Linked DNA regions of Homo sapiens: regions 2, 3 and 4 are each linked to region 1. A link is a contact called in ENCODE Hi-C or POLR2A ChIA-PET data. All regions are on one chromosome and are shown on one strand. Each heading gives the region's core, a stretch centred on a gene start or an enhancer-like site at or near the end of the contact. The rest is flanking DNA. Distances are from core to core; before and after follow the strand shown.

Region 1 (6,625 bases), core at 820-3,319:
GCAGATTAGGAAACTGAACCATAGAGAGGTTAAATCTTGCCTAAGATCACCAACCTAAGAATCACACACAGGCTGCACCTTGTTTTTTTTTTTTAGACCGAGCCTCACTCTATCACCCAGACTGGAGTGCAGTGGCATGATCTTGGCTCACTGCAACCTCCACCTCCCAGGTTCAAGTGATTCTCCTGCCTCAGCCTCCTGAGTAGCTGGGATTACAGGCGCTCACCACCACGCCCGGCTAATTTTGTATTTTTAGTAGAGACAGGGTTTCACCATGTTAGCTAGGCTGGTCTCGAACTCCCGACCTCCTGTGATCCATCCGCCACAGCCTCCCAAAGGGCTGGGATTACAGGCGTGACCCACCATGCCTGCCCTGGCCTGCGCTTTTCACTACTACATTATTCCGCCTCTATAGAAGTAGGTGAAGTGACTTTTTCTTACCCCTCCAAGTTCCCTTCAGGATTTCTTTTCTCCCTTGTAGAGTCCCCTTCTTCCCTCTCCCCATTTGCCCAGTACTAAGTCCTTGATCTTTAGCATTCTTGCTAAAGATGTTTCCCTTCCCCTTATCCCAGTGAATTCTCCATTTTTTGCCTGTTTCAGGCTGGCTCGGCTGCTCCACACAGCAGAGGGTTCTGGGAGATGGGACCAGACCCTGGGCCATGCTCTGCAACCACCTCCCCAAGGAAATAAGTAAAGAATTGGCCTGCCATCTTTACAGCACTGTAGACCCCCTGGTGTAGTGGAAAGAGCATGAGACAGCGTGCAGGAAGGCCTTAGATTCATTCCAAATAATTTTCAGGACTAAATTCACCTCTTGGTCCTAAAGACAGAAAATGTCAGCCATGGAGCTTTGAAGGGCACCACCTCCTTGAAGAGCGGAGGTATTTCACTGAGGAGAATGGAATTAGAGGCGCACGCCAGACTTTAAGCACCCACATTCCATTGCAGCCTCCAGCTGAAAAAATTAATTGCCTGCCCTTTATGCCATTTGTCTTCTGCATGTGAACTGCCTCCTCAGAGTAGGGTGGGAGGAGAGAACGCGCCAAGCAGCGTGGAGCAGGTCCAACCACGCTGACCTCTTACAGCTGGGTTTAACTCCTGCAGTTACACAGGGCCCTGCGCCTCTGTCTCAGCAGCATCAGAACCGTCTCCTTCAGTGCATGTGACCAGAACCGCCATGCCCAGGGCTGTAGGGATTGCCCGAGTATCAGCACCTCTTAGTGGAGGGGTGTGTGGGTGTGTGTGTGTGTATGTGTTTTATCCTTTTCTGGGTTTTACCTTATTTTACTTTGGGTTTTATGGTGCCCTTTCCAGACCCACACAGTCAACACCTGGTCAGGCAAAAACCAAGTATACCCAGCATTGGGCGACATCGAACAACAGACCTCACGGGGTTTAGCACGCCTGGCAGTGCCAGTGCCCCTCCCCCATCCCCTCAGGGGCAGCGGGAAGTCCTTCTAGTACAGTAATCTCAAGCTTAGTCCCATCAGGGCCACCTGTCACCAACAGGTGTCCAGACATTGGGGAAGGTAGACACCTTAAGGTGTGATTAAGATCCCAAGCCCGTCCAGATACCCCCTACATTGTTCTTGCTGTTGGGTGCTGGCCTCTTCCATTGACCCTGTAGCTGTCACTCTGAACCGAACTGGCAGGGCCCAGGCTGGCCCTGGACAGAGTCCCAGTGTGGCTCTGGACAACCAGGAACCAGACTGTGACCTTCGCAGTGCAGAGAACATGGAGGGGCTTCTGGTGGAGCTGAGAGGGCACAGTTCACCTCTTAACAGTTTTACAAGTCCATGAAAAAGTATGAGTGTGCGCAGGTCCTTCAAGGTCAAGGACACGAGCAACCCTCCACCTCCCATTAAATCTGAAAACTTGGCAACCTCCAATTCCACTATCAAAAGAAACGGCCGTGTCTTCCCTTGGGGTGGCCGGGCCAGGCTGGATTAGCGACGCAGACGGGGAGAAAGGAGCCGGAGAGGAAGCTCCGCGATCCCGGCGCGGCCCAGCAAAAGCACACTGGCACGCCGAGCCAGAAATCGCCCGCGGATGCCTCTTCCCCCAGCTCATCACAAACCAGATCCAGTCGACAGCACAATCCAAACAGAAGAGGGAATCAGAATGTACATGTTTTGTTTGCCGTGGCAGGAGAACTGTTGAGCAGAGGAAAAAAACAAGCTGAGCTTAGCGCTATCAGCTGTTTCCTGGGGCTCTCTCCTTCCTTCCTCCGAGGGGGGCCTGGCCGCTTTGTTCTCGTTCCCAGCTGCTCCTCTGCGCCTTTAAGCAGTGGCCTTTGCAGACCTCGGAGGAATGCGGCCCTGGGACCCCAGGGGACTTAGCTCGAGGCTCCGCCCGCCCCGCATGCTCGGCCCCAGGCCGCAGAATCAGGAGCGCCGCAGTGTCGCGCGGAGGCCGCTCCTGCCCCTGGCTTCTCAGGGCTCGCTTTCTGCCGCCACTTCCTGGGCGGGGAGGGCGCATCCCATCAGAGGCGGCTTCCTGCTCTCCCTGACACCCCTGGAAGGACACCCATTTCACAGAGCCCACACAGGGAGCCCAAAAGAGGGGTCGTCACAATAACACTTTTTGCAGGCATAGAGTCTGGGGTGAAATGGCTCCCACACTGGCGTTGGTTTGCTGTAGTTCAGATCCCAGCTCTACCAGTTATAAGCCGGTCACCCACAGCCGCTTACTCAACCCCTCTGAGCCTCAACAGTTCTTGCCTTATGGGACTGTGACGAAGATTAAAACGATAAAACAGATTGGGTGTCGACCCAAAACCTGGCGCACAGCAGGCCTGCTACCACAGTATGTATTAGCGGCTGTTGTTACCATGCCTGGGTTCTGGTTGTCTCAGGCAGGACAGCTACACAAGACTCCATCAGACTGAAAGGCAGGGCCTGGCACATGGTCAGAGATCAATAGTTCCCGTTCTTTCACTTGAGCGTGTTCTTCAGTGGTTTCATGTGCTATGAATCTCTCTGGCAGCAGGCTGAGGCATACTTTCCACGGTGCCTCTAAGATGCTCAGAAGAAAACCACAAATGAAACCCCACACAGCTGTGAGGAAGCAAGACAACTGTGAGTGTCTGCTTGGCTCAACCCAGATGCAAGCTGCTCACCCACTGCCCACTGCTGCAGCCTTGGGGTCCCGCTGGCTCCCTGTGCCTCGCAGAGAACAAAGCACAGCTGCAGAGGTCACCTGAGCAACTACAGTGCCTGTCAGGTGAGGCAGAAACAATTGCAACAGCGGGGATTGTGACTGAAGGTCTGGAGCTTCTTGTACAATCATTTCTTGAGTGCCTACCAAGTGGCTGACCCTCGGCTAGGCATTTATCTACTTTGTTTCTTAATCTTCTCATCAACGCTAAAGGCAGGCAGTATTAAGCAGGCTCAGAGAAGCAGTCTGACTTGTGTAAGATCATGTGCAGGGCTGTGGCCAACCCATGAGTACATTTGTGCCAATTAGAAGGCACTCCAAATGTCTTGGTGCGTGGAGCAAACCAGCCTCCCATGTGACGTCAGCCCCCACTCTCCCATGCAGGGAGTCAGCCTGCACATCTGTACACAGCAGCCAGAGTAAGTGGCAGAACCAGGATTCAAATGCTCAAGCTCCTTTCTCCTTGACCTGCAGGACTATATTTCATCAGCTGCGCATGATCTAAATGAATGCTCTGAGCTTCTAACATGTGTCTATATTAGATTAGATGACACGGCAACCATTAGGTCCCTGAACTGTATCATGTCACATGACAGCCCCCTCCTGCCGCATCCTGCAGACCCCCTGGCCCAGCCTCTCCTTATTCCCGTGACTCCATTAGACAATGTGCAAGCCCACAGTTCCCTGAGTCCTCTGCTTCCCTCCCAGCCTTTCTGTGCTCATTCTAACTCCTTCTCTTTGATGTAATTCCAAGGCTATTTTTTTTTTTTAACATAGAGCAGAGTCTCGCTTTGTTGCCCAGGCTGGTCTCCATCTGCTAGGCTCAAGTAATCCTTGTGCCTTGGCCTCCCAAAATGCTGAGATTACAGGCATTAGCCACCACACCTGGCCCCAAGATTGATTTTGTCACTTCCCTGCTAAAAACCTTTCATCGGTTCCCCAGCACCCTTGCCAATAGGTTCAAACTCCCCTTGTGCAACTCCTCCAGCCCCTAGGGCCTGGTGTCTGCTAAACTCTCTAGTTGTATCGTTAGTCACCCCTCCCACCTCATGACTCCACACTGCAGCCAGCTGCAAAGCCACTCTGTTCTGCGACTGAGCCTCAGGCCTTGTGCTGCGAGGCCTTTATGCCAGGGTTTTCAAGTGTGGCACTGTGGATGTTGTGGGCTGAATATGCTTTGTGTTGGGGGCTGTGCTATTCATTGTAAGATGTTTGGCAGTATCCCTGCCTCTACCCACTAGATGCTGGTAGCAGTTCCCCAGTCATGACAACCAAAACTGTCTCCAGACATTGCCAAGTATCCCCAGGAAGTTTGGCACAATCACCCGCCATTGAGGACTATTGAGCTCTGCTGATCCCTTTACCTAGCGCATGCTCCTTCCTCTTTACCTGTCTGGCTTCATGTCTTTTAAGTCTTAGCTTGGTTGTCCCTTCCCCTTGGAAGCCCTTCCTGACCCTGTGACTCCAGGTCCTCATGTTGGGCTGGGTGCCCTTCCTATGTACCCAGCTCAGACAACCCTGATCACACCGTATTATCACTGCCCATGTCCTTGTCCATCCCTTTCCTCTCCTGGAACTTCATGAAGGCAGGCATTTGTTTGCCTGGTTCCCTGTTTAGTATTCAGGGTCTTTGTTTGCCTGGTTCCCTGTTTAGTACTCAGGGTCTAAGTCTGTGCTTGTGACACAGCCTTATCTAACAAATCATTCTTGACACCCCATCTCCCTTAACCCCGTATCCAAACCATCACTGAGGCCTATTCACTCTGAAATATTATATCGCCCCAATTCATCCACTGCGTTCTGTCTCCACTACTCCCTCTGTGGTCTGAGCCCCATCACCTCTTACCTGGATTACAAAGACCACAAACTACCTGAATCTCCTCCAATCTGTTTCACTTCACCTGGGGTAATCTTTTCAAAACAAAATTTGAAACATGTTGTCCCCTTCATGAAACCCTGCCACAGCTTTTCCAGTGATCAGAGACGATCACCCAAAGTCCTTAACATGGCCCATAATGCCAGGTTCCGTCTGGCCCCTGCCACCTCTCCATCTTCATTTGAACCACATTTCCTCTTACGATGTGCTTTTCATTTCCTGGCTTCCTTTTCATTTCCCCTAAAGCAAGAGATACTTGCCCAGACTATTCCCATGGCCTGAAATGCTCTTCCCCACCTGTGGGGGCTACTTGGCTCCAATCCCCTCTTCAGGTTCTTGGCCCCCACCCTCCAGCTGCTGGTGCCAGGCCAGTTTCCAGTGCCCATGGACAGGGCCCTGTGCTCAGAGGCATACCTTTACTGGGGTTTAATGCTGTTTGTAATCATTTATCTTTGAATTTGTGTCTTTTAAGTGAAGTCCAATAAGCCAATAGAGCCGTACTTGGAGCCTCAGCTCACACAGTCCCCCTCCTGCCACCTGCTTGCCTCCCCGGGATGGGTTCATGGCTGTCTGCTTCCCCACCTCCCACTTCTACCCCCACCCTCACCCAGTGACTATTGCCACTTTCTGCCTGGTAGGGGCCTGGACTCAGGTGCAGGGAGGGCTGGGGTCAGGCACATGCTTCCTCAGGTCCAGTCGTGGGTTGGAGCCCTGGGTGTCTGTGAGGGTCTCTACTCACTCTTTGAGTATCCCAGAGCCTGGGGAAGTATGACATTAAATAGCAAATCCAAACCCTATGGCTGGTTGAAAAATAGAGCATGAAAGGAGGCTTTTTCCCGATATTTGAAGAAGAGGCCCTATATTTTTATTTCACAGTGAGCCCCCAAATTTATGCAGCCATGCCTGGCTGGGGCCACTGCTTGCTGATGGCTCACAGCTGCACCCCTCCCTGGGAACTGCCTTCTGCAGCGGGGATGGCATCCCAGGCTTCCGCCCCCTTCTGGCAGCTACTCACAGTCACTGACTGCATCCTTAGGGATACACAAGTCTGGACCCCACCTCAATTTGGGCCAACTCAGAAGAGTCATCCCAACTCCAGAGCTCCCTGAAGGATGGCTGAGGTCTTAGTCCCCACCGCCTGCCGCACTAGGGGTGAGGTTCTCTCTGCCCAGTCCTGCCTTCCTCATGGCTGCATCTCAGGAGAGCACTCCTGAGTAGAAGAAACAAACTCAGTTTCTCCCACAATACTCTCAAAACACAAACCAGCCAGCAATCCATTCTGCAGCAGATGCGAGCTGGATGTCCTCTAATTCAAATCCATTATGACACTATCTCCTGGAGACAGTGCCAGGTCCTACAGGGTGAGGGCTCAGTCCCCAAGGCTGCCTCTAGGCTTTGAATGCCAGTGGCAAGTCCAGGCCTTCAAAACTTCTGACCCACCAGCTGTAAATTGAGGTCCCCACAAACCTCTCTTTGGGTTCAATTAATTTGCCACAGCAGCTCACAGAATGCAGGGAAACACTTATGTTTTCTGGTTTGTTATAAGGGATATTTTAAATGACACAAATAAGCAGCCAAATGAAGAGTCATACA
Region 2 (6,423 bases), core at 772-3,271, 930 kb before region 1:
GTGACGTTGTAGATGTATATTCTGTTTCTTTACATCTCAAAGACTGCTCAAAGTTGTGTCCATGGTGTACTTTAACAATATTATTAATATTGCTTTCATAATATTATTTAATACTATTACATAAGAACATAAAAATGGCTCAACCACAGACATAGGTGGACTTTGTTTATATGTCAATTGTTTTCAAAAAATCATGTAAATAAAATCCTATTTCAAAAGCAGGAGGAGAGGTTAGGAAGGCTGTCATTTATTAATTACACATTCACACATACAAACAAACAAACAAAAATCCTGTGTAGTTAGTCTTTTCATAGTGTAAACTGCCCTTTGGGTTTGTTCCAGAAGTTTGCATGTTTCTAACAGAGTTTTCCTAAGTGTACAGCCATATAAATTTGGAAAAAGAAAAATTTTAGTGTTTCCATGTAGGAAACAAAAGCAGTCTTAGGGCAATCAATTTCCTATCCCTTTTGTTATATACATCACTACAAAGGATGATTGCGTGACATGGCCTTAATATGGCCATAAAAATGATTAACTTCTAGACTAAAAAAAGGATAACGCGCTAAATATATTCCACATATTTTTGCCTTGTAATTCCTGTAATTATTTTTCACTATCTTTATCTCCCAAAGAAAGATCTGGGAGCAATAAATCTTTCTCTCCAATAAAAAGCACTAACAATCAAAGGCGTTCCGTAAATCCAGAGAAAGTTTTGGCAACTAAGGCAGAATTTCTTCCGTCCCGTCCTTACTTCATGTATCTCCACCTAGGATATTCCGTTATTAATGCCAGTCAACAGTCACTGGCTAAAGCACTGGTCAGGTGAAGCTAAATAATAGAGGGTCTGGTTTTGTTTTTAAGAAAAACAAAAACCAGGTGATGAGAACCCTCCATACGAGGCATCCTAAGGTAAGGTGACGGAATTTTCCGACTGGAGTGTCGGAAACTAGCCTCTCGACTCCCGGAAGGAATGAACTGCGAGCCAGAGAGAAGACCAGGTCATTCATGCGGTCAGTAGCAAGGGCGGCGCTAAAACGCTGGGGTCGGGGCTCCCAAGGCGCTACCTAAACCCCGGACCCCAAGGCCAGAGCCACCCCCGACGGTGCAGCGCTCCGAGGGCGCAGCCCCAGCTCCACTCTCCCGCCAGCTCCACACTCACAGGGCAGAGGCGGTGAGGAGAAGACCGCCTGAGGCAGCAGGCGAGGCGGGAAGACACTCGGCGCCTGAGACAGAGGGAATGCCCCGATATAAGTTGAGGCGGGGGAGAGGACTAAAGGTCTGGAGGACAGGGGCGTCCAGAGGAGAAAGGGGCCTAACTCTCACCCTTGTCGCACGCCAGCAAGAAAAGCTTCTCATTCAGCGTATTCTCCTCCTTCACCTCCCGCACATCCTTCAGCGCCATCACCTCGTTCGGCGAGGAAGAGGATGGAGAGGAAGGCAGGGAGGAGGAGGAGGCGCCCGAGAGGTCCGTGCTCGGGTACAGGGCCGCCATCATCGCGGCCCATGAAGGGGGCAGGCCAGGAGACGGGGGCGGGGCCCCCACCGGCCCCGACCCCGACCCCGACCCCAGCCACGCCCCAGGGCTGGAAAAAGGATGAGTCGTTCCCACTGCTGCCTCGGCTCGAGGCCCGTTGGCCCCGAAGGGCGTCGCCTCCCCTGAGAACCAGCACTCGCCCTCCACTGACAGCCCCAAGTTGGTGGCGGCGCATGCGCGGCCCCGGGGCCAGCGACCCCTCCCCAGCCGCCGGCGCCCCGGCCGAGCCGGTCCGCGCCCGTCCGGGGACGACAGTGTGGCGCGCGCCAGGGCGGCAGCCGAGCACGGGGCCGTGCCAGGAGTCGCAGGGGCCGCGCCTGGGGCGGCCTAGCCCAGGAAGAGGACGAGAGATCTGTGGGAGAGGAGCTCCAAGAGGCGCTTCTGCGCACGTTGGGCTCCAGGGCTGTGGGAACCGCTGGCCCAGCTGCGCTCCGAGGAGATGTTCGCGACTCTGTCCTCACGTCATCCTCTGCTCCTCTGTAGCGACGACACTAGGGAGGAGCCTGCGGCAAGGGCGGGCTTGGGTGGGCGGGGCCTGCGGCAAGCGGGGCGTGGGTGGGTGGGGCCTGCGGTGGGGACGCACTGGGCTCCTGGAGCCCGCTGCAGCTTCCTTCGCTCTGGTGAGGTGAACCGCAGTCTGAGGAAGACTTCGCTCAATCGTCCCTTTCCACACCCAGGGTACTGGTTTAAGGTAATTAAGCAAATATGGAGCAGTATGTTAATTGAGTCTCTGACGACTTAATGTTTAGTCGAAATCCTTTGTGGAATTGTCCAGCTATTTCATATTCTGGTGCACTATGCTTTAAAGCACAATGGAGAGCCAGACTCGTGGGTTTGTATGTTGTACTCATTTTAGGCTGGAAATGAACTCTCATTTATAAAGGATATATAGATATATAATTATATTATGTTTAAATAATTTATACAAATATATAAATTTTTATTTCCATATTATTTCCATAGGTTTTTGAGGAACAGGTGGTGTTTGGTTACATGAGTAAGTTCTTTAGTGATGATTTGTGAGATTTTGATGTACCCATCATCGAGCAGTATACACTGAACCTAATTTTGTAGTCTTTTATCCCTCTCCCCCTTCCCAACCTTTCCCCGAGTCCCGAAAGTCCATTGTGTCATTCCTATGCCTTTGCATCCTCAAAGCTTAGCTCTCACTTGTGAGTGAGAACATACGATGTTTGGTTTTCCATTCCTGAGTTACTTCATTTAGAATAAGAATAATAGTCTCCAGTCCCATCCAGGTTTCTGCGAATGCCATTTATTCATTCCTTTTTATGGCTGAGTAGTATTCCATCATTATATATATATCACATATATATATACCACATATATATATATATATATATATATCACAGTTTCTTTATCCACTCATTGATTCATGGGCATTTGGGTTGGCTCCACATTTTTGCAATTGCGAATTGTGCTGCTATAAATATGCATGGGCAAGTATCTTTTTCGTGTAATGACTTCTTTTCCTCTGGGTAGATACCCAGTAGTGGGATTACTGGATCAAATGGTAGTTCTACTTTTAGTTCTCTAAGGAATCTCCACACTGTTTTCCATAGTGGTGTACTAGTTTACAGTCCCACCAGTAATGTAGAAGTGTTCCCTTTTCACCGCATCCACACCAACAGCTATTATTTTTTGATTTTTTTGATTATGGCCATTCTTGCGGAAGTAGGGTGGTACATACGGCATAGCAGTTTTGACTTGGAATTCCCTGATCATTAGTGATCTTGAGCATTTTTTCATATGTTTGTTGGCCATTTGTGTATCTTCTTTTGAGAATTGTCTATTCATGTTTTTTTGTTTTTTCTTGAGACAGAGTTTTGCTCTTGTTGCCCAGGCTGGAGTGCAATGGCGTGATCTTGGCTCACCGCAACTTCCGCCTCCCAGGTTCAAGTGATTCTCCTGCCTCAGCCTTCCGACCAGCTGGTATTACCGGCATGTGCCACCACACCCGGCTAATTTTGTATTTTTAGTAGAGACAGTGTTTCTCCCTGTTGGTCAGGCTGGTCTCGAACTCCAGACCTCAGGTGATCTGCCTGCCTCAGCCTCCCAAAGTGCTGGGATTACAAGCATGAGCCACTGCCCCCAGCCCTTTTCATGTTTTTAGCCCAGTTTTTGTTAGGATTTTTTTTTTCTTGATTATTTGTTTGAATTCATTGTAGATTCTGGATAGTAGTCCTTTGTCAGATGCATAGATTATGAAGATTTTCTCCCACTCTGTGGGTTGTCTGTTTACTCTGCTAACTCTTCCCTTTGCCATGCAAAAGCTCTTTCATTTAATCAAGTCCCAGCTATTTATCTTTCTTTTCATTGCATTTGCTTTTGGGTTCTTGGTCATGAAATCCTTGCCTAAGCCAATGTCTACAAGGGGTTTTCCGATGTTATCTTCTAGAATTTTTATAGTTTCAGGTCTTAGATTTAAGTTCTTGATCCATCTTGAGTTTATTTTTGTATAAGGTGAGAGATGCAGATCCAGTTTTATTCTCCTACGTGTGGCTTGCCAATTATCCCAGCACCATTTGTTGAATAGGGTGTCTTTTCCCCCACTTTATGTTTTTGTTTGCTTTGTTGAAAATCAGTCGGCTGTAAGTATTTGGGTTTATTTCTGGGTTCTCTATTCTGTTCCATTGGTCTATATGCCTATTTTTATGCCAGTACCATGCTGTTTTGGTGACAGTAGCCTTATAGTATAGTTTGAAATCAGGTAATGTGATGTCTCCAGATTTGTTCTTTTCGCTTCATCTTGCATTGGCTATGCAGGCTCTTTTTTGGTTCCATATGGATTTTAGGATTATTTTTTCTAGTTCTGTGAAGAATGATGGTGGTATTTTGATGGGAATTGCATTGAATTTGTAGATTGCTTTTGGCAGTATGGTCATTTTCACAATGTTGATTCTACCCATCCATGAGCATGGGATGTGTTTCCATTTGTTTGCCTCGTCTGTGATTTCTTTCAGCAGTGTTTTGTAGTTTTCCTTGTAGAGTTCTTTCTCCTTCTTTGTTAGGTATGTTCCTAAGTATTTTATTTTTCTAATAAAACAAAATACTTTTGCCGCTATTGTCAAAGGAATTGAGTTCTTTGTTTGATTCTCAGCTTGGTTGCTGTTGGTGTATAGGAGGGCTACTGATGTGTGTACATTAGTTTTGTATCCTGAAACTTTGCTGACTTCTTTTATCAGTTCTAGGAGCATTTTGGAGAAGTCTTTAGGGTTTTCTAGATATACAATCATATCATCAGCAAACAGCAACAGTTTGACTGCCTCTTTACTGACTTGGATGCCCTTTCTTTCTTTCTCTTCTCTGATTGCTCTGGATGGGACTTCCAGTACTATGTTGAAGAGGAGTGGTGAGAGTGGGCATCCTTGTCTTATTCCAGTTGTCAGAGGGAATGCTTTCAACTTTTCCCCATTCAGTATTGTGTTGGCTGTGGGTTTGTCATAGATGGCTTTTATTACATTGTGGTATGTCCCTTGTATGCCAGTTTTGCTGAGGGTTTTAATCATAAAGGGATGCTGGATTTTGTCAAGTGCTTTTTCTGCGTCTGTTAAGATGATCATGTGATTTGTTTTTAATTCTGTTTATGTGATGTATCACATTTATTGACTTGCATATGTTAAACCATCCCTGCATCCCTGGTATGAAACCCACTTGATCATGGTGGATTATCTTTTTGATATGTTGTTGGATTCAATTAGCTAGTATTTTGTTAAGGATTTTTACATCTATGTTCATCTGGAATATTGGTCTGTAGTTTGGTTTTTTTTTTTTTTTTTTTTTTGGGTTATGTTCTTTCCTGGTTTTGGTATTAGGGTGATACTGGCTTCATAGAATGCTTTAGGGAGGATTTCCTCTTTCTGTGTCTTGTGGAATAGTGACATTCTTCTTTAAATGTCTTTAAATGTCACAGGATCAGCTGTGAATCTGATCCTGGACTTTTTTTGTTGGTGATTTTTTTTATTACCGTTTCAATCTTGCTGCTTGTTATTGGTCTGTTCAGAGTATCTAATTCTTCCTGATTCAAGCTAGGTGGGTTGTATCTTTCCAGGAATTTATCCATCTCCTCTAGGTTTTCTAGTTTATGTGTGTAAAGGTGTTCATAGTAGCCTTGAATGATCTTTTGTATTTCTGTGGTGTCAATTGTAGTATCTCCCATTTCATTTCTAATTGAGCTTATTTGGATTTTCTCTCTTCTTTTCTTGATTAATCTTTTTAATGGTCTATCAATTTTATTTATCTTTTCAGAGAACCAGCTTTTTGTTTCTTTTTTTTTTTTTTTGTGATGGAGTCTTGCTCTGTCACCCAGGATAGAGTGCAGTGGCGCAATCTCAGCTCACTGCAAGCTCTGCCTCCCGGGTTCATGCCATTCTCCTGCCTCAGCCTCCTGAGTAGCTGGGACTACAGGTGCCCACCACCACGCCGGGCTAATTTTTTGTATTTTTTTAGTAGAGACGGGGTTTCACTGTGTTAGCCAGGATGGTCTCGATCTCCTGACCTTGTGATCTGCCCGCCTCGGCCTCCCAAAGTGCTGGGATTACAGGCGTGAGCCACTGCGCCCGGCCTATTTCATTTGTCTTTTGTATTTTTTTTTTTCCATTTCAATTCCATTTAGCTCTGCTCCGATCTTATTTCCTTTCTTCTGCTGGGTTTGGGTTTGGTTTGTTCTTGTTTCTCTAGTTTCTTGAGGTATGACCTTAGATTGTCTATTTGTGCTCTTTCAGACTTTTTGATGTAGGCATTTAGGGCTATGAGCTTTCCTCTTAGCACCACCTTTGCTGTATCCCAGAGGTTTTGATAAGTCATGTCACTATTGTTGTTCAGCTTGAAAAATTTTTAAATTTCCATCTTGATTTCATTTTTGACCCAGT
Region 3 (7,224 bases), core at 2,238-4,737, 570 kb after region 1:
CCTCATTCAAAAACTTCAAACAGCTCAGTGCTCTCCTGCCGTGCTAAGCCCAAGTCTCAGCTGGCTTTCAAGGCCTTCTCAAAACCAGAATGATGGGCCCAGCAAATGGATTTCAGATTCCCATGGGGTCATTTTTCCTATCTCAGTGACTTTGCTCCTAACTGGTAACCCCTACACTGGAATGTGGGCACACTTCCTTATCCACCAACCAGGAACCTTGTCCAGGGACAGGTTCTGGGGCCAAAATCTCCCCCTATGAATTTTCAGGACCTTGAACATTCTCCTATCCTTTCTCCCACCCACCTCTAGATAGTAGTATGTCTCTTTCTCCCTCTCCTCCCTTTCTCTTACTCACAGACTGCAGGCATTAATTAAACCTCTTCTAGAAAACAGATTTTCACCAGCTGCAGGAATTCTGAGCCAGACCTGAAGACAGAGACAATCTGGGTAAGAAAGATAAGTTCGTGACAGCCAGGGGCAGTGCAGGCTCCCACAGCCAAGTGGCAGTCTCAATTTTAGCCCTTTCCAGATTCCCCCACAAAAAAAGGGGGACATGAGGTGTTCCCACCCCCTCAGCATTTGGCTGTACTGCCTGGGGGTGGCCTTTGACAGAGGCACAAGAGCTGGACCTTGCCCCATCTGCCAGTGGGTTATAGCCACCTCCAAGAGACCAAAGCACTGGCCCAAAACACCAACCTCCCTCCCACCAATAGAGCTGCAAGCCACAGTGCCAGAAATGTGCAAGAAGAGGCACTCCCAGCTCGCCACAGGAAGCAACACCCACTGGAGTGGGGATGGTGCAATCTGAAGTGGCCAGTGGGGCTCTGCAAGTGGTACCCTGTCTCCCTGGGAGCTTCCTCCGTCAGTGGGCAGGGATAGGAAATGTTAAAGGGGACTGGGGCTACAGCTCTGGGCACTATAGGTTAAGCTATGGTGGACTCAACCCTCAGCAGACAAACTTAGTAGCTTCCAAGGGCGCCCACCACCACCTACCCCAATTCTTGAATGAAGACAACTGATTTTCTTCATGGAAATCTTGGAGTCCCCACTGAGGTTAACGACCCACCATCAGAGACTGATCCGTAGATTGCACTCACTGCTCCAAACACACACAAAAATGAGTTTGTCTCTGGTGATATGACACATTAAAAAAAAAAAACTGTTGAATTTAAGGGTAACATTTTGAACAGTGTAGCAAAGTGTAGAAAACATTGGTTGTGAACTCAGACTAATTCACCGGGGCATCCATTTTTTTTCCTCACAAACACTGAGTACCCCTATGTGGTAGACAGGGGGGACCAGGCAGGGACCTGGGGCCACAGAGGTGGTTCCTTCCACCCATCCCTGAAGATGCTCCTGCACAGTGGGGCATCTGACAGCGACTCATCACAGAGCGGTGTAGGGAGGGCCAAGGAGAAGCCCACGGGAATTTCTGGACAGAGAGACCCTACTGAGCCCCAGTATGTCCTTGGGCTACTTATCTAATCAATAGTGAAGTAATATTGAGCTAACTATTCAAGCTGATCAATAGAAAAAAGAGTTACAGATACTGCAGTTCCACAAACACTCGGAGTGCTGTGCTCCAAAGGCCAGGTGGCCCACGCTGTTCCTGGTGCCCAAACGCAGCCTCCCAAGGCATCAGTGAGGATGGGCTGGCCAGGAGCCAATCCCTAACAGAGAAGTTCCCCCTACACATCCTTTCTCTGAGATAAGCAATTAATTTAATCCAAGACTTAATGAAAGCCAGGAGAAGGGATGGGGCAGATTCATACACTGGCTTTCAGGCTGTCCCGTGCATCTTCACCTCTCTCCAGGGACCACGAGGGTTTTTTTTTTTTTTTTTTTTTTGACAGGGTTTTGCTCTTATTGCCCAAGCTGGAGTGCAATGGCGCAATCTCAGCTCACTGCAACCTCTGCCTCCCAGGTGCAAGCGATTCTCCTGTCTCAGCCTCCTGAGTAGCTGGGATTACAGGTATGCACCACCACGCCTGGCTAATTTTGTATTTTTAGTAGAGACGGGGTTTTTATGTTGGTCAGGCTAGTCTCGAACTCCCGACCTCTGGTGATCCGCCCGCCTCGGCCTCCCAAAGTGCTGGGATTACAGGCGTGAGCCACCGCGCCCGAGGCCTTTTGATCCATCTGCTATAAATCCCCTTCCCACAGATGTCCCGATTGGGCACCAACACCTCTGAGGAGGGTAAGTTACTGCCAAGCCCGACCGCAGTCGCATCCCGTTTGAAAGGGTGGGCTCCGCACTGCCAGCTTCACACCCACGGGCCTTCTGCAAATATCAACAAACGGCTCCATTTGTGGAGCACTCTCCGATCCCCCATCCACCCCCCTACACTTCCCCATTCACAGCTCGATCTGATTCCCCATCTCTCCTGATTTTACTTGTTGAATGCTTACAAAGGATCCTTGCCTTTCCACAAAGACACTGGCTAGCCAGGCGGTGATAACCTCACTCACTACAGAGCCCCCTCGCAATCGCTGAACTCACAGCCGAAGCGGGAAAATATGGCTCCACGTCCTGCACCGTGAATCCTTTACCATCCACAGGTACAATTTAAAAGGCAGCTGCGGCTGCAAAGCAGGCAACCTACCCTAAGCAAATCCATTCTCTCTCTCTCTGTGTGTGTGTGTGTGACAAACCCAGCTTATTTAAAAGATCAGGACATAGGCAAGTTCACCAGCAAAAGCAACGTCGTGGGTCTACACCACACGGTCCTAACCTGCGCATCCAGGAATGTTAACCTGCGCTCGGGCGGCCCCGTGGCCAGGCCCGGGACTCCCGGAGGCGTCAGGCTGCAGGTGGCTGCCAAGAGGAGCCAGCCCCGTCTCCGGGAAAGGCCGCGAAGTTGCGGCCGCCTCCTTACCTGGAGACTAGCCGGCTCAGGACCGCCCGGGAAGGGGGATCCCGGGAGCTTGAATCTCGGCTGGAATCCAGCGGCGGGAGTGCGGGGGCCGTGCGGGAGAGGGCTGGAAGGGCGGGGGCGAGGTGGAGGCGGGCTCCGCGGGAGAGTGCGGGGCTGCGGGGGGCGAGGGCTTGGAGACAGAGCCGGGGGTTCGCAGCGGGCGTGAGACGGCGCCAGCTCTGGGAGAAGGGGGCTATGGGGCGGGCGCCGGGGCTGGGACACCGGGCGCACGGGGGGAGTGGCAGGAAAGAGGGCGCAAGTCCTAGGCTCAGGGGCGAGCGCGGGGATAAAGGAGGAGGCTTAGTCGCGGGATTCGGACCCGACGCTTCGAAGCGCCCCCAGCCTTCCCGCCCCTCTCCCACTGGCGAGTTAGGGGGACCCCCTCAGTCTCCCAACCTCGGACCCTGGACGCCCACCCGCCTAGAACCTCTGCGCTGCTCGGCCCCAACGGCAACCGCCCCGGCCCAGGCCCGCGCCGCACTCACCGCCCATGGTCCCAGGCCGGCCCCAGCTCCGTCGCTGCGCGCCCGGCTCGGCGCTCGCCGCCAGCTCCTCCCGGCGCGAGGGGAGGCGAGGGCGGCGCGCACCCGCCACCGGGGAGCTCGCGGGGCCCGGCAGCGCCCCCTGCCGACCCCGCCGCGCCCCGTCTCAGTTCGGCCGGCCCTGCACCAGGAGCCCTGGAGCTCCGCCCCGGAGGCGGTGTTGCGGTGCGGCTGGGCGGGGGCGACCGCGCGGGGTTGCTGAGAGGACACTGCCTCTGGGAGGCCCAGCACAGCCCGGAGAGACTGGTCAGTCTGCAGAGCCCTCGGCGTGCAAAGCCACGGGCACGGACAAGCCGAGCGCGCAGGGACCACGACCACAGACGCGCAGGGCTCTCGCGTGCCTCACAACTCCTGACCTGCGATCAGGGACTGCGCGGAGGCGCGCCAAGGCCCAGGAACACAGCCCTGGCCGGCCCGGGCCCTAGTGTGGGTGCTTTGGGGCCATGTGCCTGCCCTGGCGCCGCTGATGCTATCGCCGGGTGGGCGCGCGCGTCTGGGGTGCGCCTGCTGCCACGTAGACCCAAACTGTCACCCCCCACCCCCCACCCCTTTCGGCCTATCCCACACTCCTCTTCCGGCTCAGAACACATCCGGCCTTGTGTTGCTCTAGTCCTCGCTGCTGCTCCGTCTCCAACGGTCTGCAGAGACCCGGGGAGGTCGTGGCCCCGCGCAGTCGCCCTTCCCACCTGCTCCCGGCCCGCGGCTTCCTTGGAGCCGCTGCTGAAGATCCTCAGAGCACTTGAGGGCTGCCTGTAACGCCCCGTTAGACATCTGATAGGCGAACGGTTGTATTTGGTTTGATCAGTATTTGTGGGTCATTTATTGCAAATGTTAGGTTCCAGCTGGTGGAGATTTCCACCAGATTTCTCTGTGGGAGATGAAACGACCAACAGCGATTATCAGAGAGGTCTTTGCTGTCAGCTCGAGGTCTACAGCAACCCTGTGTGTCCTAGCACAACTAGCCTCAGGCAAAATAGATACGGATTCGAATTTGCTACTATATACCTTTGAGGTGCACCTTTGGGAGGATCTCATCCCTTGACTTCTGCTTTCTCTCCTTGATTGATGGCTCTCAAATCCACACACTTGGCTCAGATATGTTAGCCATATTTCCCCCTACCCTCCGGTTTTTTTCTTAGAACTTTCCTCCTCAAGTTACCACGTCTGGCACTAAATTTTACCTCTTCCAAGCTCCCAACTCCATTTATCCCCGTGGTCTCGCCATTCTCTCAGCCACCTGTCATGCCTTCTTCATCAGGTGCCTTAATGGCTCGTCAGTACCGGACTTTGCTGCCTGTCCGCCTCTGGTATTCCCCCGATGCAGCGCTATCCCGGGCCTTTTTTCTGCCCTGAATACTGACAGCCTCTCCCAATCCATGAGCACAAAATCTTTTCACTGTCCCCTTTGGCATCACCCCCAACTCTCCCACCTGGCCCCCACAGAAGCCCACCGCAGCCCGCCCAACAATGTCTCCTCTGCCCCTTCTGATTGTCCTCTCACGGATTGCAGGCTCTACTGCTTAGCTCACACTGTCACCCTCTTCTCTACATGGGTTAGTCAAGGTGCTTTCTGCTGTAAAAGACAACCCAATTCACACTAACTTAAATCACAAAGGGTTGATCCGCTGTGTACATGAAGAGCCTGTCTGCTTCAGGCCTGGCTTTAGTCCCAGGGTCTCAGGGACTCCCCGTCTCAGTTTTGCTGTCTTCCACATGAACTACGCTTTCATGCGCACATGAGACCCTGGCAGATCCAGGCTCACAGCCTCACAGCTCTAGTTCTAGCAGAAAATCAGCTTCTCTGCCAGCCATTGCAACTAGCCTTGGACCTGGCTTTGTTTGCAGGATTGGGCCACATGTCCATGCTGTGCTCTCAGCCTCTGTGACTCCATGGCAGGTGGGTTCACTCGTGGACACACTATCACCCTCAGCAGGGAGCATGTAGGCACTCTTGGATCCCTTCTCTGTCACAAGGGGACTAAAGGTAACTCAGGGCACCATCTCTAGCCATTTCTCTGCAAAATTTGCCACACCAGCGCTTTGCTTGACAGCGCAGGGCATACTGTGGGGGCAGAGTCTCAGCCTGGAGATAGGACACAGGCCCTTTCTGCTTTCAGCTTCCTCCTTAACCTATCTGAGATCTGTGTCTTTGTACCACCCCCTTCCCTAGGTCCACACTTGGTATAGGGATAGCCTCAGGCCCTCATGGAATCAGGCATCATACACTCCCTAGACTCACATCCTGTTTCTTTACCTCACCTTCCCGATTCCCTGAGGATGTCTATGCTACCTTCCATTCTAGAGGAGGCATCTCCTCCCCCTGTGGACTCTGGGTTCTGAGTGGTACCCACCGAGCCTTAATGGAGAAAGGGGCTATAGGGAAGAAAAAAGAAAAGCTTCCTACAGGGAAAATAGATATGAGGAAGCATCTCAAGACCATTACTCCCACTAAATCTCTTTCCTCCGTGGTTGCTGAAGAGGCAGGATGGCAGCCTGACACAGCTGGGGACCATCTGGCCAGCACCTGGGGAGACTGTGCCAGAGACTGCAGCTGACAGAGGAAAGCAGAGTGGTGAGATAGGCAGGTTTCTTTCTTTCTTTCTTTTTTGTTTACCTTCACAACAGAATGGATGTCATAGGCAGGTTTCTGCTGTGCCTGAATCCCACATACCACTGGATTTTTCAAGTACGTGTTCCAGTAAATACCCCATTTTCCCCCAAGCAAATTAGAATTGGCTTTCTCTGTCACTTGCAACCAAGAGAGTCTTGACTAGTATAAGCCTCTAGCATAGGACCTCACACATTAGTTCCTGTAAAATAGCAACTATCATCACCGTTATTCATATGATAAATGAGCAAGCCATCCTCTTTGGTAACTGTAAACTGTAGAAATGAAAAGTGCATGCAGTATGCTCAATAACTTTTGTCTCCCCTCTTATTCCCAGCCTGCTCCTTTGTCCTTTCCAAATTCACATCTTGACCTCCAAGGAAACCCTCAACATTCATTAAAAGCAGAGCCCACCCATCTTATAAAAATAGTCCCAGACTCACCCAAGTCACGAATATTCCGCTAGGCAGCATTTGCTCCCATGTTACACAAGTGATCCCTTCCTAGACTATAAGCAACTGGGAGCAGGTGTCCAGCTTCAATTCACTTTCAAGCCTTTGAGCAAAAATTGTACAAATATTTGCACAGCCTCCTTTGTCCCGTACTGTAGACTTAAAGAAACAATGAGCTACTGCCTCTACACTTAAAGGGACTTTACCATGGGGAAAGACAAATAGTCTAGGACAGAGACTGAGATGACAGATGACAATACCAGGGAGTCCTCTAGGGGATGGAGGTGGAGTGGTTATTTGCACCATGTTCTAAGTTCCAAAGGCCTGTGCTGCCTGCAGTCTTGACTTATGACAGATTTTATACATCCACACTAAACCTTTCTTCTGTGCCCATCACAGTATCCAGAGAATAAATTTCATTTCAAAATTCCATTTACCATGGGTTTTGTTTCTCCGATGACAAAAGAAGTACCTATTCATTGTTGAAACTTGGAAAAATACAAAGCACACAAAAATAAAGATTAAAACTAAAATTATACATAATAGATTTATGTTGATTAATATAGTAGAGAATATCAAACTGTGATGTAAAGAGAGAATATGGCCTCATTCACACTTCTACCCCACACCTGGCAACTGCAGGGCCTCAGGGAGATAAATATCTTGCAAAAAGCTAAAGATCATCCTTAGCTTCTTGCAGAAATGCT
Region 4 (6,548 bases), core at 514-3,013, 650 kb before region 1:
TCAATCTTGCGAGCCTCCAAATCAGTATCACAAGCTAACTGTATTTGTTTAATTTCTTCTTTTCCTGTATTTGCTCTTACAAAAGGGGTATTGGTCAGTAAAATGGTATTAACATTTATTAAATGTCAAAATATAAAGAAAGGTAGTAATTCCAAATTATTAACATCTGTTTTTGGTTTTATGTTTCTTCTTTTTAGGCCAAGACCCATGTTCTTGACATTGAGCAGCGACTACAAGGTGTAATCAAGACTCGAAATAGAGTGACAGGACTGCCGTTATCTATTGAAGGACATGTGCATTACCTTATACAGGAAGCTACTGATGAAAACTTACTATGCCAGATGTATCTTGGTTGGACTCCATATATGTGAAATGAAATTATGTAAAAGAATATGTTAATAATCTAAAAGTAATGCATTTGGTATGAATCTGTGGTTGTATCTGTTCAATTCTAAAGTACAACATAAATTTACGTTCTCAGCAACTGTTATTTCTCTCTGATCATTAATTATATGTAAAATAATATACATTCAGTTATTAAGAAATAAACTGCTTTCTTAATACATACTGTGCATTATAATTGGAGAAATAGAATATCATGTGTTCTTATGGTCAAAAACTATATTTGCAAGAAACAAGCAAGTCTAATTTCATTTTACAACTTCTATTGATTTCCTTTTAAAAGTCCTAGCTATTGTAAGGATTCACTTGAAGAACAAAATTATATGGAATAAATACTGTGGGCAAGGCGTTGTGCCAGACTTGTGCATAGAGCTACCCTCTCCTGCCCTCCAGGAAGTGACAGTCTAGTAAGAGAGATATATAAATATAAATAGCATATCATTAAGTTCACTTAATAAAACTTTGTTTTAAAGTGTGATAGGGAAAAAATATAAGCCAAGAAGCGTGAATGTGAAAACGAAATAAACATTCTGTAATTTGTGTGATGCTGCCATACTGCAGTCCCAGAATGCAGAATCCAGTGGTCATGAAAGACAGCGATACTTAACATTTCCTGAGATCTTAAAATCCAAAAAGTATTAAATGTTTAAGGTTTTTCTGTAAGTTTTCATCCAGAAGACTTAAATACAAAGTAACGGGTTAATACATTCAAATAAGTGGAAAACTCTTACATTTAAAACTGATAATTTCACTTAAGTTGATAGAACTCTCCTTTGCTGTGCGGTTGAAAGTGTGATGGGGAAAAATATGATAAACCCGGATGCAAGAATGTCAAAACTAAACATTAAATGATTTCGTATCCAAGGTCTTATGTTAACAGTTGCGGGGGGCGGGTACATGGGAAATTTTTTTGAACAATTTGGAAAAGAACGTTTTTAAACGTATGTATTAAGAAACGTAAGTTTAAATTCCTCAGAGAAAAAAAATTATTGACAAAACAACAAACTAAGCCAAGTAAATCACCAGATCTTTCGAAATCTGAATGAAAAATACTGAGATTAGCAACCCTAGGAGACAAGCGGAACAAAAATCAGTGTTCGATACCCTTCCCACACCTTCGTACGGTTTTCATGCCACTTCCAAATCCACTTAGAAAGCACAACTCTATCATGGGGCATTTTCGCCCCTAAGTTGCAACACACCAGCAAACCTCCGCAGATTCCCTGACCGCCACTGGACAGTACCGCGGCCCCGGCCGCGCGAGGCCCGGAGGGCTAAGCCCCGCCCCTCGGACGGCCTCGGATCCTGCCGCTCTAGGCCCGCCGGGCGCTCTCTATGGTCGGCCGGGCGGTGTGTTGTCATCCGCGGAGCGACGACCGGAGGCTGCGGCGGAGCCCCGGCGGGGCGTTTGGTTTCGGTTTGGCCCTGACTGGGATTAGTGTTGACGATCGAAATGGGAGTCCCCAAGTTTTACAGATGGATCTCAGAGCGGTATCCCTGTCTCAGCGAAGTGGTGAAAGAGCATCAGGTGGGTGAGCGAGGGGCAACGGCTCAGAAAGCCGAGGACCCGGGGCTCCGCGGCCCTCTCCACCTTAGAGCTGGGGCTTTCGAGCCACCTCTTTCCCCTCGTCGTCTGGACGATTAGTGGCATTAGGGAGGGGGACGGAAGGTTTGAGGACGCCCGGATGAGCCGAAAGGGGCTAAGGACGCAGGTTGCCTGTGTGTGGACAGAGCCGCTGGGTTCACGGCTTCTCTGACAGCTCTTGCTTCTGCTGGTCCTTCCGCGACTCCGAAATGAAGTCCTGGGAAAGAACGCTTTTACTGTTCTCCGGTTTCCTCCCGGGGAGCTGCAAGTTGCCTTTTTCCTTACAGAGGCTGCGAAGCTGGAGTGGGTGTCCTCGTAGGTTCCCCCATCCCACCCAGAGCGGCAGACCCACTTACAGACGATAACAGCCGCTTCCGCACGCAGTCACCTTGTTTACTTTCCCTGATCTAGAGCGCGGCCCACCCGGCCCCCGGAGCCTAGACTTTCCGACGTGGCTGATGGTCATATTGGTGATGCCTTTTGTTACTTTCTGTTATTTCAAAAGCAGCACCAATCCCCTGTTGCCAAAACAAAAAACTCTTGGGCCAGCTGGGGAGTGGGGCGTAGGACCTTTTATTTGGAGGCCTCACTGTGTGACAGAGGGGGTTGGGAAACGAATTGATAGAACATTAATACTACTAATAATATTTGGCATGTACTGACCCCAGGACAACGTTAATGTGTAGATTCCGAAAACGTAGTTTATATATTGGAACTGTGGAAAGAGAGGAGAAAGCAGTCGTCTATTAGGTAAACTAGACTTTGGGTGATACTTTGGTGTTTGTCACATTTAATGAATTTGATCTCTTTTCTGATGCTTTACAGAAAAAAAGCTTGAAATTTGTGTAGCTGATTGAATCAGTTGTGATGGGTAGTATTGTAAATAGCCTATTAAATTATGGTTTAATCGGCATTTACGAACATGAAGGTAGTTTACTTCTGGAAAGGAGTTTTTGTTGCTGGATTCCAATCAGATTTGGTAGATGAGAAATAGACTACAAAAAGTTTCCAAGGTTAGCTTATCTTGAATTTATTTGAAACATAGATTGAGTTAGGTTTAGAGAGGTATTTTTTTCCCCCGGGGAGGGCTAAAAAGGAAACCAGTACATTGCAGAAATGGAGACAACCAACTTTGGCTTTTCTTGCATCCTTCAGTCAGTACCTGCTATATATCAGTCACTTTATCTCTAAAGTGCAAAAATAATGCGATTGTTATTCGTGATGATTTAATACATAATTTGTTCAGTAATATTTTTATTCTGTAGTCTGTGGCACAGAATTTGGTTTGGTGAAAATATCTTAGATTCTCTCCATCCTGAGGAATTTTGTTACTGAAGAATGAAAATCTCTTTAATGCAGTTTTATGACATGGACACTAAGGATAGGTTTTGTGAAAGCTTTATATAGAAACTGGGAGGAGAATTATTTTTAAATTTCACTGTAAATAAATTTTAAAATTTGGTTCATTGTTGTGATACCTTTCAAAAATGTTTGATTAAAAAGAGACCAAAGGTTATCAGCTTCTCTGTTAAGTAGAACTTAAAGATGGTAATGCCTAAATAAGTCACAGGCATTCAAAAGCTAGTCCTGGGCGGGAAGGATAGGGAGAAGAAGTAAGTTACGGGAAGTCAGTGGTGTGGCCTCAGTAGCATAGGTTTTCAGTTTCTCTGAATCATCTTGTAAAAACAGAAAGAGAAACTAGAAACCAAAGTTTAAAATCCATAAAACAATTACAACAAACCATGTGACATGCTATCCCCATGAAACTCAAAACATAACTAGGTGAGGCAAACTATCAATAGTCTCTAGACACCGTTGATATTGCCATCTGTGCAAAAGCGAGAAGGAAGCAATGGGGCAACATCTGATGAACCTTAGAACAGAATTCCAGAATAGCCAGCGGTATCCACTAAAAGACTGTGCTGGCCAATTAGATAGCGGTAGCTGAAACAGAGGAGTTTTATTCACTCCATTATTGACTGGGTGAAGGTCTACCATAAGAAAGACCAAACAGGCAGGAGTAGTCTACCTCCTGTGAACACTCAAAACTGACTTGCCAAGGTGCCATTCTAGACCAGAGCCCTAAGGAAAAGGGAGTGGAATAAAGTCTTACGGAAATGTTATGCTGGAAGTGGAATAAAATTTTATGAAAGGGACAATAGAGACAAGAAGAGAAGGAGATAGACCATATAAAAGTGAGGCAAAGTCATAGAATCAAGAAATCTTAGAAAACAAACCACAAAGCAAACCACTGTATTTTTTAACACTACCCAGAAACAGCTTTGTGAACTTATATTCCCTGAACCTCTACTCATTCTAAAAGTTCAAGAAAATTAAATTCACATAAAAATGAGCTACAGAAAGGTATTGAGATCAAATTACATACAAAGTTATTATACGAGAAAAAGGGACAGAGTATCTCTCCAGACATAAAAACTTGCAATGAAAAAAATGCACACAAAATAGACCAAAATTATAACCAAAACTATTATCTATTTCACAATGAGTTAAAAGGCATTAAGAAAATGAGGTAAGACATGAAAGAACAACGTGTATCAATTATGAAAATGTGAGAATGAGATGACAGAGAAAGTTAGAAGTAAATGAAAAAAAAATGCAGAGCTGAGCCTCAAATAGAAGCAAGACGAGCAAATGATACCATTTGAGAAAACAATCGGCAGTGGAAAGATGAAATTTTAAAAAATAAAATAGATTTAAAAGATTCAAGAAAAAGTAACGATAAGAAAGATAGGCAAAGAAGACAAATAGTAGAGGTGCCTGAAAAAGAAAAAACCAAAGCAGCATAACAGAATGGGTACTCAGTAAATATTTTTTGAGTGAATTAATTTATTAGCTATAGCATATAGCATATAGAAATGCATATTAAAATAGACATGGTATATTAGTATGTTGTAAAACAGTATTTTTTAAAAAAGTGAAATGAAGCCTGGGATTATTATGATTATTTTTTTTTATGAAACATAGTGTATATACTTATGGGGTTCATGAGATGTTTTCGTACAGGCATGCAGTGTGTAATAATCATATCATGGAGAATGGAGTATCCATCCACTCAAGTATTTATCCTTTGTGTTAAAATCTAATTACACTCTTTTAGTTGTTTTTAAATTATTGCCTATCGTCACCCTGTTGTGCTATCACATAGTAGGTCTTATTCATTCTTTTTTTTTATTTTTTATTTTGGATACAAGGTCGCGCTCTGTCACCCCGGCTGGAGTACAGTGACGCAATCTCGGCTCACTGCAACCCCTGCCTCCCCGGTTCAAGCAAGTCTTGTGCCTTAGCCACCCAAGTAGCTGGGATTAGGCGTGTGCCACTACGCCTAGCTAATTTTTGTGTTCTTAGTAGACATGGAGTTTTGCCGTGTTGGCCAGGCTCTTCTCCAACTCCTGGTGGCCTCAAGTGATCCGCCCACCTCAGCCTCCCAAAGTCCTTGGATTATAGGCATGAGCCACCGTGCCTGGCCTGTGTTTTTTTGTTCTGTTTGTTTTAATTTAAATCTTTTTAAAAATAGAGATGGGTTTTTGCCATGTTGCCCACTCTGATCTTGAACTACTGGGCTCAAGTGATCTGCCCGCCTCGGCCTCCCAAAGTGCTGGGATTACAGGCGTGAGCCCCCGTGCCCAGACTAGGTCTTATTCGTTCTTTCAGTTTTTCTTTTATACCCATTAACCTTTCCCACCTCTCCCCTGACTCCCCGACTACCCTTCCCAGCCTCTAGGAACCATCTTTCTATTTTCTATGTCCATGAGTTCTATTGTTTTGATTTTTAGATTCCATAAATAAGTGAGAACATGCAATGTTTGTCTTTCTGTGCTGGACTTATTTTACTTGACATAATGAACTGCATTTCCACCCATGTGGTTGCAGATGGCAGGATCTCATTCCTTCTTGTGGCTGAATAGTACTCCATTGTGTATATACCACATTTTCTTTATCCATTCATTTGTTGATGGACGCTTAGGTTGCTTCCAAATCTTGGCTATTGTGAACAGTACAGCAACAAACAAAGGAGTGCAGATATCTGCGATATACTGATTTCCTCTCTTTGGGTTATATTAACACAGATAGCAGTGGGGTTGCTGGGATCATATGGTAGCTCTATTTTTAGTTTGTTTTTGTTTGTTTGTTTGTTTTTGCAGTTGCAAGATTTAATAGAGTGACATAGAGTGAAAACAGAGCTCCCATACAAAAGGAGGGGACCCGAAGGGGGTTGCTGTTGCCGGCTTGAATGCGTGGGTTTACATCCCGATCCTTGTCCCTCCCACTGTGCTGTCAGGCAGTAGATGATTGGCTATTTCTTTACCTCCTGTTTTGCCTAATTAGCATTTTAGTGAGCTCTCTGATTGATCAGGTGTGAGCTAAGTTGCAAGCCCCGTGTTTAAAGGTGGATGCGGTCACCTTCCCAGCTAGGCTTAGGGATTCTTAGTCGGCCTAGGAAATGTAGCTAGTCCTGTCTCTCAGTCCCCACTCTCAGCAGGAAAACCTAAGTGCTGTTGGGGAGGTTGGCCGATGACTGCTCTAACTGCTTCCTGCTGAA

Evidence for each region. Hi-C counts contacts between places; a loop is a spot of excess contacts on that map. ChIA-PET counts read pairs that join two places held with the same protein, here RNA polymerase II (POLR2A). Pooled maps may share reads with other maps.
Region 2: a loop to region 1 is called in a map of B cell, with 18 times the contacts of the local background. The contact joins the promoter of TRPC1 here to the enhancer-like site in region 1. A Hi-C loop is called at or near these places in 1 of 168 maps with a recorded cell type or tissue (B cell) and 6 of 50 pooled maps. POLR2A ChIA-PET finds 5 or more read pairs at or near these places in 1 of 52 experiments (Panc1).
Region 3: a loop to region 1 is called in a pooled map, with 7 times the contacts of the local background. The contact joins the promoter of PXYLP1 here to the enhancer-like site in region 1. A Hi-C loop is called at or near these places in 1 of 168 maps with a recorded cell type or tissue (posterior vena cava) and 8 of 50 pooled maps. POLR2A ChIA-PET finds 5 or more read pairs at or near these places in 1 of 52 experiments (CD4-positive, alpha-beta T cell).
Region 4: a loop to region 1 is called in a map of naive thymus-derived CD4-positive, alpha-beta T cell, with 11 times the contacts of the local background. The contact joins the promoter of XRN1 here to the enhancer-like site in region 1. A Hi-C loop is called at or near these places in 2 of 168 maps with a recorded cell type or tissue (CD4-positive, alpha-beta memory T cell and naive thymus-derived CD4-positive, alpha-beta T cell) and 10 of 50 pooled maps.

Annotation. Positions count from the first base shown.
Region 1 is chr3:141,793,080-141,799,704 of GRCh38, reverse strand. All of the region lies in intron 4 of GRK7 (G protein-coupled receptor kinase 7), which reads right to left. Among named protein-coding and RNA genes, the nearest start is that of GRK7, 33 kb to the right of the region's middle. RefSeq lists enhancers at 2,026-2,145, 2,816-2,875. Within about 2 kb of position 2,069, at least 32 of the 41 ENCODE cell types and tissues checked have a DNase peak (open chromatin) inside an H3K27ac peak, as active enhancers do; they include B cell and CD4-positive, alpha-beta T cell, where a contact is called at or near this core.
Region 2 is chr3:142,719,632-142,726,054 of GRCh38, reverse strand. It overlaps TRPC1 (transient receptor potential cation channel subfamily C member 1), which reads right to left and starts at 2,021. Exons shown (of 13, transcript NM_001251845.2): 1 at 1,324-2,021. The coding sequence starts at 1,495. RefSeq lists an enhancer at 603-1,469 and a silencer at 1,728-1,777.
Region 3 is chr3:141,228,088-141,235,311 of GRCh38, reverse strand. PXYLP1 (2-phosphoxylose phosphatase 1) reads right to left here and starts at 3,487. Exons shown (of 6, transcript NM_001037172.3): 1 at 3,401-3,487. RefSeq lists a silencer at 3,369-3,748.
Region 4 is chr3:142,443,252-142,449,799 of GRCh38, reverse strand. It overlaps XRN1 (5'-3' exoribonuclease 1), which reads left to right and starts at 1,763. Exons shown (of 41, transcript NM_001282857.2): 1 at 1,763-1,930. The coding sequence starts at 1,856. ATR (ATR checkpoint kinase) reads left to right here. Exons shown (of 47, transcript NM_001184.4): 47 at 198-565. The coding sequence ends at 371. RefSeq lists enhancers at 1,766-2,045, 3,578-3,937 and a silencer at 5,513-5,719.